Linked DNA regions of Homo sapiens: region 2 is linked to region 1. Evidence: chromatin loops called from intact Hi-C (ENCODE). Cell type or tissue: mammary epithelial cell. All regions are shown on one strand.

Region 1 (8,000 bases):
AGGCATTGTCCATTTGAGAAAACACTTTTAAATAAGGAGGTCTCTAGAAGGCTAACAAGAAAAACTCTGAGAGGAGAAAAACAGATGTACTTAACGAATTTTGAAAACAGTGATCAAGAATATATAGAAAGAAATTAGACTTGTGAGCCTATCCATTGGTTAATTACCAAACCGTTAAAAAAGATAAAACTCCATTGTGCACGTACTGCAAATGTAAAGTTTTTGAATATAACAGTCTTCTTGTTGAGAAACTTTTACCATATTTCCAGAAAAAAGATCTTTCTTCATGATTGGTTTATTGTTTTATTTTAAGAATATGCATATCCAGCATGAGTTGAGAGTTGGGATGGAATGATAATGTCTTTCTCTGTTTTAACCAATCCCCTTAGAACTTACTCATTTATCATTCAACACATCATTTCTGATTATACTCAATGTGCCAAATATCGTGCAGATCAGTGGGAATCTAGTAGTGAACAAAGTTAGTCGAGATCCTGGCCCTCAATGTAAATTAGCTCAGCCATTGTGGAAAGCAGTTTGGCAATTTCTGAAAGTATTTAAAACAGAATTACCATTCAACCCAGCAATCCCATTAGTGGGTATGGACCCAGAGGGATTGAAATCATTCTACCATAAAGACATATACATGCATATGTTTATTGCAGCACTGTTCAAAGTAGCAAAGATATGGAATCAACCTAAATACCCATCAAGGGTGGACTGGATAAAGAAAATGTGGTACACATACACCATGGAATACTATACAGCCATAAAAAAGGAAATTATGTCCTTTGTAGCAATGTGGATGAAGCTGGAGGCCATTATCCTAAGCAAACTAACACAGATACAGAAAACCAAATACGGCATGTTCTCACTTATAAGTGGTAGCTAAACATTGAGTACATATGGACACAAATAAGGGAACAACAGATACTGAAGCTTACTTGAGGGCAGATGGTGGGAAGAGGGTGAGGATAAAAAAACCATCTATCTGTTACTATGCTTTTGTTTAATTAAATTAATTAATTAATTAAGTTTTGAGACAGAGTCTCACTCTGTCACCCAGGCAGGAGTGCAGTGGCGCAACCTTGTCTCACCAAAGCCTCTGCCTCCCAGGTTCAAGCGATTCTCCTGATTCAGCCTCCTGAGTAGCTTGGATTACAGGCGCATGCCACCATGCCCAGCTACTTTTTGTATTTTTAGTAGAGACAGGGTTTCACCATGTTGGCCAGGATGGTCTTGAATTCCTGGCCTCAAGTGACCTACCCATCTCAGCCTCCCAAAGTGCTGGGATTTCAGGCTTGAGCCACTGCACCTGGCCATCTGTTACTATGCTTATTACCTGGGTGATGAAATAATCTGTATACCAAAACCCTGTGACACACAATTTACCTATATAACAAACGTGCACATGTACCCCTGAACTTGAAATAAATTTAAATTAAAAAGACTAAAGACCCCTGCCCTCACAAAGCTTCCCTTGCCTCACTTCTCTCAATGGGCAGGTAGATATGCCCAGGAATACATGCTGAACAATCAAAGAAATCTCTTTTCTATCACATGCTAGGAACTAAAAAGATATTTATCAGGAAAATGATAGTGGTTAGCCTTCCTTACCAACATACAAGTATTTAACAAAATCAAAAATATATGCAGTATGGATTAATGTTATCAGCATTTCAACCGCATTGCAGTTGTTTAAATGGTTAAGATGTATGCGGAGCTCAAAACTAGGATGATTACAACCAAGGCTTCATTTCTCCCTGTCTTCTCAGCAGCAGCCACTCCACTGGAAGTAGAACTGGCCATGGTGGTGCTGACGGGAACCATGGAGAAGATGGGATAGTGGTTCCTCCAGCATAGGATGTTCAGTGGCTAGGGATTCCCAGGTCTTGTTTGACATCAATTACCGTACAGTTTCCTACATTGGTGAACAAATAGGGCTATAACTTAGCTTAGACTTCCTCCCCCTTATCATGTGTGTGAATTATTCATAAGTCAAGTTTATGTTTACAGAGACCTACTGTAGTCTCACCATTTCGTCAGCATCACCATAAAACCTGCGACTCGAAATATGAAGGTGAATCATGAGATGATCAGATTTATTTGAAATGCTATTAAAATTATAGACCTTCCACCTGAGTTGTTCCTATTCTAAAGCTCAAAAATGGCCCTTAGAAAATCTCTCCTTTCGTTCTTCTGGTTCTGCATGCTGTAATGTAAGCTAAATATGAGCTTTTGAAGAGCAATAAACAATAAATAAAAAGAAATGTTTGCTTCCCCAGAAATATAATTTTATTTTTTTTTACAGTGCAAAAATACAGCATACAAATAGTATTATCCTGGAAGAAAAAAATCTCATCTGAGAACCTTGAAACAGTAGAAAAAAGGGTGATGAGTCAGTGGGACAGAGTTCTATTCAAGAGGAGCTTTGATTTTTATTTACTCGTTTTTTTTTTCAAGCCAGGAATTCGAATGATGAAAGCTGGAATTTTTCTCAAGATTGTCAGAGAGGGCCAGGATTAGCTGCATAATTATGTGGGGAAATAGATAGGATGTTATTGTTGAATTCGTGCTTGAGGATCAGCTAGGCTGCAAAGGTGGAGTCTCTCATCTGATCCAGAAGGGGTAGAAGAGTCTGCACAAGCTTCTGTGCACCTGGGAATGTTTCGTGCGTTGAGAGGAGAGGTGGGGTCTCAGCAGGAGGAGGTCCTGCAGGTGGTGCTGCAAGGGGTCGGCTGGCCGCAGGGAGGCCGGCAGCAGGGGGACTGCACAGACACAGGCTGGCAGCAGGTGGTGGCCCAGCAGCAGGGCCTGCACACCACAGCCGTGCACGACGAGGGGCAGCAGGTGATGGGGCGGCAGCAGCCTTCCTGCAGGGAGCAGGGGTCGCAGCACACCGGGCGGCGGCAGGGCTCGCAGATGGGGCGCGTGCAGCGGGGCACGCAGGTCACGGGGCGGCACACGGTGGTCTGGCAGGTCACGGGGCGGCAGCAGCAGGGGTCGCGGCAGCAGCAGGGCTGGCAGCAGCCTCCCCCGTAGCTCAGGGAGGACAAGGTGGAGCCGCAGCAGGAGCCGGTCATGGTGGTGTCTGAGGCTGGTGTGGGTTGGGCTGTTGAGAGGAGCTGGATGTTCTCAGGTGTGAATGTCCTCGTTCCACTCTGGGCCCTTTATATATCCTAGCTGGATGCTGATGACCCCCAGGACATGAGGTCATTTCCTGGAGTTGTAGCTGCCCGTTGAAATGAGAACTCTGGATTTAACTGCTGAGGCAGCGATCCCTAAATCACTAAAGAATGCTTTGTTTTCTACCTGTCTACTTTTTCCCTAGAACGGAATACCTGGTCATGTATATCATCAGAACAATTGCTCATCTATCAGCTAGTCCTTCCAGGCCATGCCATGTGAGAAGGTGCAAGTTTGAAGAATCCAGCCACCATCACACTTTCCTCTTGTTCGCTGCCATCCGTGACTTAAGCATGGGACTGGAATGTTCATGAGTCACAGGCTGGGTTTCTGATTGGCATTGAGATCAAGCAAGAATTTCTTAAAAACCAAAATGGCTCATAAGAGCAGATGTGTATTGATTCTGCTATGGAAAGAATGGCCCAGTGTTTAATGACACAGTGCCTAACCTTGTTTATAAGAAAATCATCACCAAAGCTGCTAGACTGATTTTATTTTAGTAATCTGAGTTGGTTTATAACTCATTAACACTTATGAGACACTTATTATGTAGATGGTACTGTACTATTTGGGGGTGGAGGGGGAAAGGAAAGAAAAATAGCTTTCAAATAGTTTCCTATCACATAGTAATCATAACTTTTAGTAAGGCAAGACAAAGATAAATCAAGCAATTAAAGGGAAAGAACTTTTCTGGGAACAATAAGGTCAAACTAAATGGGGATTTCATTCATTCTGTGCCTTTCTGAATGCCCTTCCCTGATTATTGACCTAGAAATAAAATTGAAATTGGGCTATTTCTTGCTTTCTTGCTTTGACATATGCACTTTGTATTACATACTTAAAAATCTATGGACAATATCTACAAAGGAATCAATTATCTTTCTGTCACAGCTTCTTTAGTTTGTTGGCTGAGGGTTTTGTTTGTTTATGAGGTGGGAAGGTGGCATTATGAAAAAGACAAGGGGAATTAGTTTAGCTGGTGACCAATAAAATAGCTTTGTCTTTTCCAGCCATAGCAAAGATGAATAGGAATACAGAAAATAAATTTAGAGTTGGAAGGTAGATTAAAGATAACATTGTCCAAGGAATGCTGATGGTCTTCAGTGCAAATTTACCTCTGAGGTGTGTTTTGTTTTGTTTTCTCTTTTTAAAAATACACCCTTTGGTCTATCATATCCCTGATCTTTGAAGTCCTTTGAGTCTATGATCCATCATAGTCCATCACAGTTTTTGGAAGACCAGATTTACAAAATGAATTCCTCCAAAGTCGTACGGATCAAAGAGTGGCAAATATTTAGCAATACCACAGGTCTTCTGTGGAGTAGAAACACTGGTGATGTCTCCCAGTCTTTTTCCAACTCGGAGTCACTCAAAATAGATAACATGTAGCAGTAGTTATTAAAAAGTTTTATTCCCTTTAGTGAAATAAAATAAGTACTCACTTGATACATGGTTTAGCATTCTGTTCTTTGTTTTGGAATGTATACAGAGATGCCAAACTAAAAAGAGAAATATGTCTGTAAATCCACTGCTTTTGTTAACAAAAGAACACAGTACTAAGAAATACTGTTTTCTAAAATTATAGGCTGTTAGAAACCTTGCTCTTCCAAGCCACATCAGTAAGAAGGAAACATTTCACTCTTGCCTAGACAGGATCTAAGTCATCTGGACAGAGAAGCAACCTCAGTACCCAACCCAGGTACAGAATTTCAGACAAGTGACTTGCAGACACAACATTCCCCATTTGTCTCAACTATACAGTTTCCAGTGAAAGAGGACCATAAGTCTGTTTCACAGCTCAGGTCTGGTGTTAATTATTTTTTATACACAGCCCTGTTTTTCTTGAGCCTATGAAAACACTATGTCACGTAATTTTACCCCACCATTCCTCAACATTTTATAATAACATTTCTCCTCCTTTGTTTGGGAGGATGCCCCATGGTCCTCAGCCATGTGGTCTCCCTTGCTGTAGCACATTAATAGTCCTAAGCTATTGGACAAGAGATGTATCCCTGGTCTTTACCACATGGACTTTTTTAGTCATGTTATTCAAGTTCCACACATTCTTCAAGTGCATAATCACCAGGATGGAAACAAGTAAATCTGAAGCACAGTGAAAATAACTTGTGAGATTTTTGTAGTTGGATAGATAAAGAATGTAGTGTTGGTGACCTCTTGTGATGGTGGGCCATGCCCTCTTCTTAATAGTTTTATGAATTATATTTTGTTAGGAACTAGTCTGGAAGCCACTAGATGTTAGGAAAATTATTAAAATTCTAAAATTAGAAAATACATTCCTTAAGGACTTCGTTCTCAGAAATAATCTTAAAAATATCCTCCAATCATAAGAGTCAGGGATGGGATGGGGAATATTGACGGGCACAGGGCAGGAGGAAAATGGAGAAGATAAAGAAGGATTCCAGTCCTTTCTCCACCTCTTTGCAGTTGTCTAACTTAGAGTAAATGACTTACCCTTAGCCAGGTTTCCTCATCTGTAAAATGGGCAGAGTCTTCGGTGCCTGGTGTTCTTCAGAGGCTGGCTTATCATAAAATCCATACAAACATGGAAGACAGAGAAAGGGATATAATTAATTAGATATAATTAGAAAAGAAAAGAGTTTAGTTGTGAGAGACAGAAAAACTAAATGATCAGGGGACTGGTGGAATTTGTTGCTAGAATTTTTTTAAAAATTTCATCTGAGTTTTTTAGATATTCATTTGCCTAAAGTCAGGGAAGGCAAAGTAATCTTTTGAGGTCTATTACAGCTTTGAGTTGTTTAATTCCCTTGGAAGGTTCAATGTGAAAGAAAGAGTCGAACCATCAGATACTTACATGTTGCTCAATCCTTCTTTTACCTGATGCTGCACTCCTATTCATAAATCCTATAATCTAGGACTCATTCCTGTGGACTTGTAGAATGAATTTTTAAAGATTATTTTCATTCTGAGACAGCCTTAATCTGATGCCAAGTTGTTGTGGGTTTTTTTTTTTGCCTTCTTCATTATATTTATTAGAAAATCTATTCCTACTGGTAGATGTAGACTATCCTGAAAAAAAATTACAATTTAAGTTTGGTTAGTAAAGCCCTCCCCTGAATTTGTTCCCATTCCCAGTGAGTTGATATGTAGTAGATAGCACATCTTTTGAGCCTGTTCGATACAGTGATGTCCAAATGCTCCACAAGGAATATAAATGAATGTTACTGGGCATTTAACTATGTGCCAGGCATCTTGCATACATAAAAAGTTATAATTGTTATTTAACTTCCCTAGCAATCTACATTGGTAAATGTTGCTTTTCCCATTTTGCGGATGAGAAAACTCGAGAGTCAGAGAGGTTAAGTTACACTAATGCCAAAATTTTTTCTTTAAATAATTATCTACCTTTTAAAATTCTTGTGGTAAAGACAATTTCCTTTTATTTTGACAACTAAACAAACAGAAATTAAGTACCGGCTACGTATTAAACTTTGAGCTCAGTATTGGAAGCCAAAAACAAACTGTGGTCCCCTCCTTGGAGGCAAAAAAACATATAATCTCAATACAATGCCTTATGGGGAGGGAGGTAAGCTATTGGAACTTGCTGAGAGCTCCTAACCTGTATGTGTGTGTGTGTGTGTGTGTGTGTGTGTATGCATTTGCACATGTGTTTGTGTGATACAGGGGTTGGGACAGGACTACTGGAGAAGACTGAATTGAATCTTGGAAATGAATCAGAGTTAAGTAGGTGATGAAGGTGAAGAGAAAGAGTGTGTAAAAGAACAGATAAGTGAAAGAACATGAGGAAAAGCGAAACATTTGGAACTGCAAATGTTTAATAACTATAAGGTCAGTGTTGCTTGAAGTGAATCTTAGTGGGGAGCAGTGAGACATGGATCTATAGAGATGGGCAAAGGACAGGCAGCAGACCACCTGATGTGCACACACTTCCTAGCCACATGGGTAATCTGAGGACTGGCCTAGCTCTCCTGTAACATCTTCAAATACCAAATACTTGTACCAGGAATCCTAGTGCCTGTCTCTGTTCCTCTTCTGTCTTTCTCATCATCTCCATCATCTTCCTCTTCACTCTTCCTCCTATTCATTGCCTTGCCTCCCCTCTTCACTTTTTATTCATCCCTTATCTCTTACTTTTTGTCTCTCTTTTTTTGTTGTCATTTTATTCCACCTATGACAAACTCAAGATACTGTTTTTTTGCACATTCATTTACATTCACTTCTCTGCCAAACCGATTCTTCTGATTACAGTTTAGCAGGTGCTGTTTCATACTTATTATTATATTACATTTTTTTCTTCACTTTGGGTGTCTTCATTGTGGCTTGTCCTTGTGACTATTCTTGGAAGGCTTCCAGGCCATGCTTGTTAAGCCCTCAAGGAGCTCAAATCCTGGTCTTCCTCTGAAATAATGGTCCTGAAATTCTAATGAATTACATGGAAGTGATAGAAAATAAACAGCCTTGGGCCCCACTCCCAGAGATTTTGATTCATTAGGTTTGGTTTGGGGCCTAAGAATGTGCATTTTAATAGGCAATTGCAAGAGATTCTATTGTGTATGACGCATGGGCCACACTTTGAAAAATGCTACTCTAGGAACTGTGGTAAGAAGATGAGATGCGCTGTGCTGGTCAGTTTACTACCAGTGGTCATTCTGGGCTTGGCATATGCTATTCCCACTTCTACCCCTCTTCATGAACATTGTCTTTCCTTTTGTCTATTCCATTAGACCATAAGCTTCTTGGATACAAGGCATGTAGCTTGTTCATCACTAATCAGGCAGCACCTGTCAACTGGAGGTCCCTTGATAAACAATTCC
Region 2 (8,000 bases), 110 kb before region 1:
TTTCATTTCTGATTACCATCCCTCTAATTATAATTTGTAGCCTTTCTTAAAAGGGACCCTGTGGGGGTGGGGGGGGGCAGTGGGTGTGGTTGCTCACACCTGTAATCCCAGCACTTTGGGAGGCCAAGGCAGGTGGATCATCTGAGGTCAGGAGTTCGAGACCAGCCTGACCAACGTGGAGAAACTCTGTCTCTACTAAAAAAAAAAAAAAAAACCACAATTGTCTGGGCATGGTGGCGCATGCCTGTAATCCTAGCTACTTGGGAGGCCAAGGCAGGAGAATCACTTGAACCCAGGAGGTGGAGGTTGCGGTGAGCCGAGATCGTGCCATTGCACTCCAGCCTGGGCAACACGAGCAAAACTCTGTCTCAAAAAAAAAAAAAGAAAAAAAATGGAATCCTGGGGGTGGACTTTGGATATTTCATCCTATCAGCCTTGTGTCCTGTTACTCTTGGGATGGGTCAAAACCAGGAAGTCCCCTGCAGCTTTGGCAGCCCACAATTGCTGATGAAGCCACAAATTGTTGGAAACATGAATATCCGGCATTCATTGTTTTGAGCCTATGCTCGCCATGAATATGAACTAGTTAGAAATGAGACCTACACTTTCCCAATGCTTCTCCATTCAAGACCTCTTGGCTTTATATCTAGTAGAGCAGGGCTATACTGTGCCAATCTTCTAGCAATAAACTTCACACAAATCCAACAGCCTAATTGTTGTGGTTAGAATGAGAAGAGATGAAGATGCTGTTGAGTTAGGTCATCTGGTCTCCAAAGCAGAACTTCACAAGGTGATACTTTCTTGTGAAGTCACAGTGGTCTATGTCTGTTCTTAGGCTGGTGGGTTATTAGTGCACCAGAACCAAAGGGATTCTCAGGAGCTGACTCAGAGTAACCTGACTTTTAAGTGCCAGATGAAAGAGACAGAATGCAAACTTATTAATTTAACATTGAAAGATGATCCATTTTGCAACCACAGAGTTCCCAACTGCAAATCAATGCACCTTCTTTGTTGTACCTAAGAATTAGAGAAACCAAATTGTAATATGAAGGCTTTTGTCAAAAATGGAACTAGAAGAGGGATATGGGGTCTTGAGGAATGAGGTTGAAAAACTGCCTCAAGTCCACACGTGCTTAGATGGTGTTCATGAGTTCAGTGTTGCCCCTTCCTGGATTGGGCTGGACACTGTTGTGTTGTGTTTTTAGGGCTCACTTTCTCTTTTTAAAATATTTTCTTAACCACTTGAACCACCAGGGATATGGCTCACCTTCTTTAGACCTCCAAGACAAGCATTATTTCTTTAATTCTTTATAGCTTTCATTAGGCTACATGTATGACATTTTCAAACTTGAGTAATTATTTAATTGATTGGGCATTTGGAATAGAGGATTTGAGTTTGTTCAGATTTTGACTTTAACATTTACTAGCTGTGACACTGAGCAAATTACTTAACTTCTGTAAGCCTTAGTTCACTTGTTAGTAATGTGGTAATAACCATAGTATGGTAGGGCCATTGTGAGAATTGAGTGAGATAATTCATGTAAAGCATGTAGCACAATGTCTAGAGGCATAATATTTAATCAGTTTTTAATTGAATGAAAGAAGCATTACTCTTTCTACTTTTTGGCCCTAGGAGACACTGTGGCTTCTGTGCATCTGTGATTACTTTTATTATGTGTTGGCGGTGGAGAAGCCTTCCAGCTGTTTTCTCCATTGACACCATAACCTGACTCCAGGAAACATCAGGGCCACAAGAGACAAGGGTAACAGATATTGTACTAGGAGAAGGGCCATCAGTCCTCTCTGAATTGCCCTGTCATTTCAGTTGTCCACAAAAGTGATCCTGTTACAGGGATGACTTCAAACTGTTCTCCCTTCTCCTCCAGGGCTATCTTCTTCCTACTGGCCGCAAAGATTGTGAAGGTTGATACATGATGGAGAGGTCCTTTACAACTGAGCTCCCTAACATTCTGGAAAACAGAAGAGTTGGACCTTTATGTGGTTTTTACTTTGGGTCAGGTGTGACTCAGCTTTCTTTTAAAAAGAAAGGTTCTATCCTTAATATAGCACTTTCATTAGTTATCAGAATGGCTTTGCATGACTATGCCATTGTCATTTGGCTCAAGTGAAATAATTCATTAGCTCTCATGTGATTGTTTTGCCAACTGAAGTAAGCTTCACGAAGCAGTATAATGCAATCCTACTAACAAGGTTACTGGGTGCCAGGCATGCTCTAGGAGCTTTGCATGCATTAATTAATGATGTCATCTCAGCCCTATGAAGTAGATGCTATTAATAGCCCCATTTTAAAGATGAGGAAATAGAGAGATTAAGTAACTTGCCCAAGATCTCATGGTATGTGGCAGGGCTGGGAATCAGAGACCCAGCTGGTCTAGATTCAAGTATGTGTTATTAATCAGTACATGATTCTGCTTTTTAAACAAAGGTGGCCAAAGTTCTTTTCTAGGTTTTTCTAATACCTTTAAAAGGGTGCTTGTTCTGAGATTTCATCCTAGTCTCCTTTCCCCACTGAACTTAACAGAGTCCTCTTACATGGGTAGTAATTTTATTTACCTTCCACTGTGAGACTTCTCCCTGCAACCAGAGTCTATGCTGGGAGTGGGGAAGGGGGTGTTTCTTAGAAAGTGGCAGTGAAGGAAGAGAACACAGTTATTTTTTTCCGGTCAATGGAAAATGAGCTGACAGACATTTATCCTCCACAGAAGTGCAGAGAGAAGACCTTTTTACTCTTACATACAGTTGATGGGTAGTTCTTTATGACCAGCTACCCATGTTTAGAGATGTTCAGCCCAAAGCATGGTCTCTCTCTAGGTCTTCTGGGTCAGTAGAGTTAGGCAGTTTCTTTAAGGGCCACAGATACCAAATGGGTGGATACAACCCTTTCCAGGAAACTCTTGAGCACTAGCGTGCCCAGTGGCCCTCCATAACGAGCTGTAATATCGGAAATTTTTGCTTCTGGATTAGCAGAAAGGCCTTTTTGATTCTTTTTTGTTTCTGTTTTTTTTGTTTGTTTGTTTTTGGAGAAGGAAAAAGAGAAAGGAGTCCCAAACTTGCTCTCCTCCTGAAAAAAGTAAGAGATCTTACTGTCTGAGATGTTTTCTCCAGGTACGACTAGTATGTCCGCCTTGACTATTGGGTTGTTCCAGAGAGAGAGAAAGAGGGGGGGGGGTGAGAGAGAGAAAGAGAGAGAGAGAGAGAGAGAGAGAGAGGATCAAGAAAACATATTCAGAAATTTTGCTATTGTGATGCCTTCTTAAGATGTTTAGAAACATTGATATACATTTTTTCCCATGTGCATGTAAGTGGTAGCCTGTGGCTCAAAAGCATCACCTAGGAAAGCTCTCCAAATATGATGTTTAACCTGAAAGGATAATTACAGCAAACCTTTCAATGTTGCCAAACAGGGTTGTTCCCATTTGAACTGGGTGCGTGGGTTGTTCCCATGAAACTTGTGAATCATTCATGAACACACTGATCAGATATTTCTAGCCAGCCCAATACCCAGAGGATTCATTTCCTATAAAAGACATTTGATCACAGTGTTGAAACAATGTATTCAAGGTTTGCTTGCCCTGAGACTAACCCAAGTCTGTGTCACGGATGCTGATTGCCTCAGCCTAGAAATTCTTCCTAACCTAATAATGACCTATTCTCTTCTCTTTGGGGACACTTTCCTTTTCTCTTGAATTTTAATGTTTCCCCCCTTCTCTCATTTAAAGTGGATGTTTGCTTTTAAAATGTGTTTTCATTATAAAAACTTTAATTTTAAATCAAAATGGACAGAAATAGGATAAACTTACTCAGGTAAGGGATCCGTTTCTGTCTAGAGTAAGATACTTTTCTTCATTGTTTGAAAAATGGAAATTATGGGAATTAATAACAACATAGAGTCATTATCTTCTAAAGACATGAAGATCTCACTGATACCATCCAATTGCCTTTAAAAGACACTGGCAAAGTGGGGTGGGGGGGGTTGGAAGACTTTTTTTGGTGTCAGTTCTTATTTACAGAGGTAGAAAGCTAGACATGATAAGTAATGTCAGAGCTTGTAAGAGAAACTAAGGACGTAAGCTTTGAAGAGTCCATGGTGACTGCCCAGAGTCTAAGCACAGAGAAGCCAAATGGTACTTCTGAGAGTTAGAGCCTGAGGTCACTGTCTTGGGGTCCAGTGTTCTTCACATTAGGCCTCAGTCCACACCTGTTCACTACAGATGTGCCTGGGAACGAGGAGAGTGAGGAGCAGAAGACGGGGAACAAGGAGAGTGAGGAGCAGAAGAAAGAGCACTGGTCCTCTTTTCGACCCACGTACCATGGACCAGTTACTGTTCTTTCTGTGCCCCAGATTCTCCATCTCTCACATTAAAAATGCTATTAGCTGCCATCCAATACCTTCCGCATTCAAAAATCCACATATTCTCTGCATTTCTGGATGAGGGATAAAGACTCCTTGGATGATTCTCACTGGAAGCTGTGATGAGCTGGAGAAGGGTGCTTTGAAGAGTTGAAAAGCAAGCTGTTGCTACTACAGATTATTTCTGTTCTTGTATCAGGTGCTATTTGACCTTTCTAAGGAAATAAAAGTACTGATAATTCAATCCCATTATTGTGCGGCATGGATGAGTCAGTTAAATTTTCTGCCCAGCAGTTTCCTCATCTGTGAAATGGGGCTATTAATAATATCTACTTCATGATGGGGTTGTGAGGATTAAATGAGTTGATGATATTTATTAAATTATTGGTCATTATTGATTAACTCCATTTTATAAACAGGCGAATAGACACGAAGGAGGGGGGAATCTGCATGTGTGGTTGTCTATCAAGCTATGCCCAAATCTAAAAGCCTCAAATAAGTCATCAAGTCATTCAGATCTTTAAGCCAAAAGCCCCCATCAGTGATAAAGCAGTGGCTTTTAATTCAGTGCACACACTTCAGCTGAGACTTTTGTTAAAATTTGGATTCCCAGGTCCCACAGCTGGAGATGCAGATACAGGAGGTCTGGGGTAAGGCCCAGGAATCTGAATGATACAGACTCCCCTATTAATGCAATTGCAGGTGGCTTCTGGGTCACACTGGAGAAGTTTTGGCGGGACGTCAGGTAAGGGGTTACCACTAACTGAACTCTGGAGGAAAAGTTTCTGGGTAGTCTCTTCTGATCAGCAATTGCTGGAATTGGCTCTGGGAAGTAAGGATGCAAAGGGTGTGGGCTGTGTGATGGGGGCAGGTGATGGGGGACAGTTAAGGGGTGAGAGGCAAGGAGAAAGGGGGAAGCGTGGTTACTTACCTCTGTGTTTGGAAGAGTTTAAACTAGCTATGACATGAAGTGGAGTCAACAAGAAGAAAGGAAAAAAATCTAGAAAAAATATATCTAAAATATCTCCCTTTTTAAGAAATATAATTATGGACCCTCAGAGTGAGAAGCAGAGATATAGGATTTGACCTCAGGCTCTGGACACCATGCTGTGTTTCCTGATTCATGGTTGTCTTTCGAACTGTGCTAAAATTACACTTTCCCTCCCCACGAGCCCCTTTTCTGCTCTAGCTGCTGACTTATGCTGAACTGTCATAAAACCTTAAATTTCCTCCTGTGGCTGTGTAGGATACTTATTTAGCCTCCTAGTAAAAATCCAGTCTCCTTATTGCCTTTAAAAGTTTTGACCACATGCATACAACCAGCAAATGGTTTTACATTCTCTTATACGAAGAAGACACTTAAAAAAAAAAACAAAACTGCAAGCCTTCGAGTGGCTAACTCCCCTCTTTACTGTGCAGCTTATAATCATATATTTTTTAAAACCATGAATGGCATGGGGGATATTTTGCTCTCCATAGGAGGAAGGCATCCTACTTCTAGGATAAACTGAAAATGGCACTGCTGCATCAGTTCAATCTTAGCTTGAGTCCAGTGAGATTCCTCAACCCTAATTTTGTAGCTCGGAGCAGATTTTAGTGTGGATGATATATATCAAGGTCCACCTGGGCCCAGCACTGAACCAGAAAGAAAGGAAGAAGGTATTGATGGAAACGACATGTGTCTAGGTTTAAATATAGGGAATAGGAATGCCCTTCTGCAAAGCACCTTACAGTTTATGAGACCCTTTCACCATTATTATTCCATTTTATCCTTGCAGCCGTGTGGTAGGCAGGGCTTATATTGTTATATCCTATTTACTCGAGGTCATACATGCCCAGGCTGGATTGAGACTCCGTCCCAAGGTTTCTGAATCCCAGTTCCATGCTCTTTCCACATTTTCATCCTGCAGCCTGAGATAGTACGCAGTTAACTACTGACCGGAGGTACTCTGCCCACTCAGATGAGAGAGAAATTATTGATTTAAAAGAGGTCATTCTGGGAGTTCTGCATTCCACTTGCCTAGTGTAAGTTGCTACTTGTCTGGAGGAAGTAAATCATCAAGCTGTAAGTTACACAATGCATGTGTCTTTGATGTGGGCATCAGGCATTATTGACTCATTGATATGCGATACATACCCTAAGAACTGAAAAATGCTTTATTGAGTAGAATTGTGGGCCTGATCACAGGAAATCATGTTTTTTTTTCTCCTAAAAGTTAAACACTATTAAAACTCCAAAATCATGACTGGATAACTAAATTCATGAAGAAAGAATTTTAAAATGAGATAATTACAAAAATAGGTCTAGGGCTGTAGCTAAAAGCAAAACTTACATAAAAATTACATTGGGTGGTGCTTTTCAGCATTCAAAGCAGTGTCACATAAACAATTTCATTTGATCATCACAACAACCCTGTGAAGTAGGCATGATCCTCATTTAACAAACACAGAAATTAAATTTGATGAAGTCTAAATGTTTTCCCCAAGGTCACAGCTGGGAAATGCAGGTGTAGGACTTCAGGCCTTTTGACTACCCATCTGTGTTTGATTTTGAATTATTTCTTAAAACCTCTGGCAATGTCCAATGATTATTGTCAGGAATGACTTACATATTCTGAGACTATCCTGTAAGAAGCTGTGATGATGGCTGGTATATAAATGATGCCTTCTCACATTGGGACTGCCTTGCACTTACAAGCAGCAATTATTCACTATTGCTTTTCTGCAAAATGTGTGGATATTATGTCCATTTACTCTGATGGATAGATTGAAGCAGGAATCTAAGCTATGTTTTTCTTTGTCACTCTTCACAGGGAGGGGAAGAAGGGTTATTTCTTGAGAATTCCAGCTAAATGTTCCTTGTCAAACAATCAGAACAAACTCCCATTCCCTAAAGAATAGAAAGAGAAATAGCAAATGTTTAATGAAAAGACCCATGCTATTTCTTCAAAGTGTTCTAGATTCACTCCCCACAACTTATCTGATTCTCAAATAAAATATTTGGAGAGCCTAATAGGTCACAAAGTTTTGGAGACCATGGACATTTAAAAAAATATCTTTGGAAAGGTAAAGTATGTTAGTATAGATAAATCATAATTAAGACAGCAGAGTTTAATAGGATCCATACTCGTGACTATCTACACAAGTGAATTAAATATTAAAGATCTTTTCCCCTATTTATACTGTTCCCATATATGTTTCTTTCTGTATCCAAAGACATTTAGAAGGGAAGGTTGTAGCTTTTCACCTTCAGGTGCCGGTGGCCAAAAACAACCCTAAACTTGTCTGACTGGCTCTAAGGAGGAATGTCGGTAAACAAGGCCTGAGTAAACAAGAGAGAGACCTGCCCATCAATCACCTGGGTAGTCAAGCAATGTAGGCCATCTTCCTGGGTGCTTACAAATCAGTTCCCATCCCTCAGATAAATGCAAAACATCCTTCCAGAGAAATGTAATTTATTATCATGTTAGCAGTGGTGAGTTAGGGAAGGAGCAGAATAAAAGATATTCTACCTAGCAATGGGGACCCGCTGTAGTAGTAAGAAACTAAGTACCTTAAGGGACTGGGGAGTTTTCTTAAACCTCTCTGGCAGGAGCATGTATTGGCCTCTGTTTCATAAATGTGGGTC

The links. A loop is a pair of places that touch in the nucleus more often than their neighbours do. Peaks named below come from ENCODE experiments on the same cell type or tissue, not always from the same donor. Only the 100,000 strongest peaks of a DNase experiment are listed, where the experiment ranks them.
Region 2: a loop joins it to region 1, with 6 times the contacts of the local background. A loop is called at or near these places in 5 of 110 quality-filtered maps.

Annotation. Positions count from the first base shown.
Region 1 is chr17:41,056,968-41,064,967 of GRCh38, forward strand. KRTAP2-3 (keratin associated protein 2-3) reads right to left here and starts at 3,147. Exons shown (of 1, transcript NM_001165252.2): 1 at 2,273-3,147. The coding sequence starts at 3,083. The coding sequence ends at 2,697. RefSeq lists enhancers at 2,317-2,891, 2,892-3,466. In mammary epithelial cell, no CTCF peak of the experiment used is centred here; DNase peaks (open chromatin) are centred at 2,494, 3,444 and 5,244; H3K27ac peaks cover 2,374 bases.
Region 2 is chr17:40,950,581-40,958,580 of GRCh38, forward strand. It overlaps KRT39 (keratin 39), which reads right to left. Exons shown (of 7, transcript NM_213656.4): 7 at 7,837-8,000. All of the region lies in intron 1 of LOC107985072 (a long non-coding RNA gene), which reads left to right. Among named protein-coding and RNA genes, the nearest start is that of KRT39, 12 kb to the right of the region's middle. RefSeq lists enhancers at 2,857-4,056, 5,955-7,154. In mammary epithelial cell, no CTCF peak of the experiment used is centred here; DNase peaks (open chromatin) are centred at 2,281, 3,511 and 6,371; H3K27ac peaks cover 7,278 bases.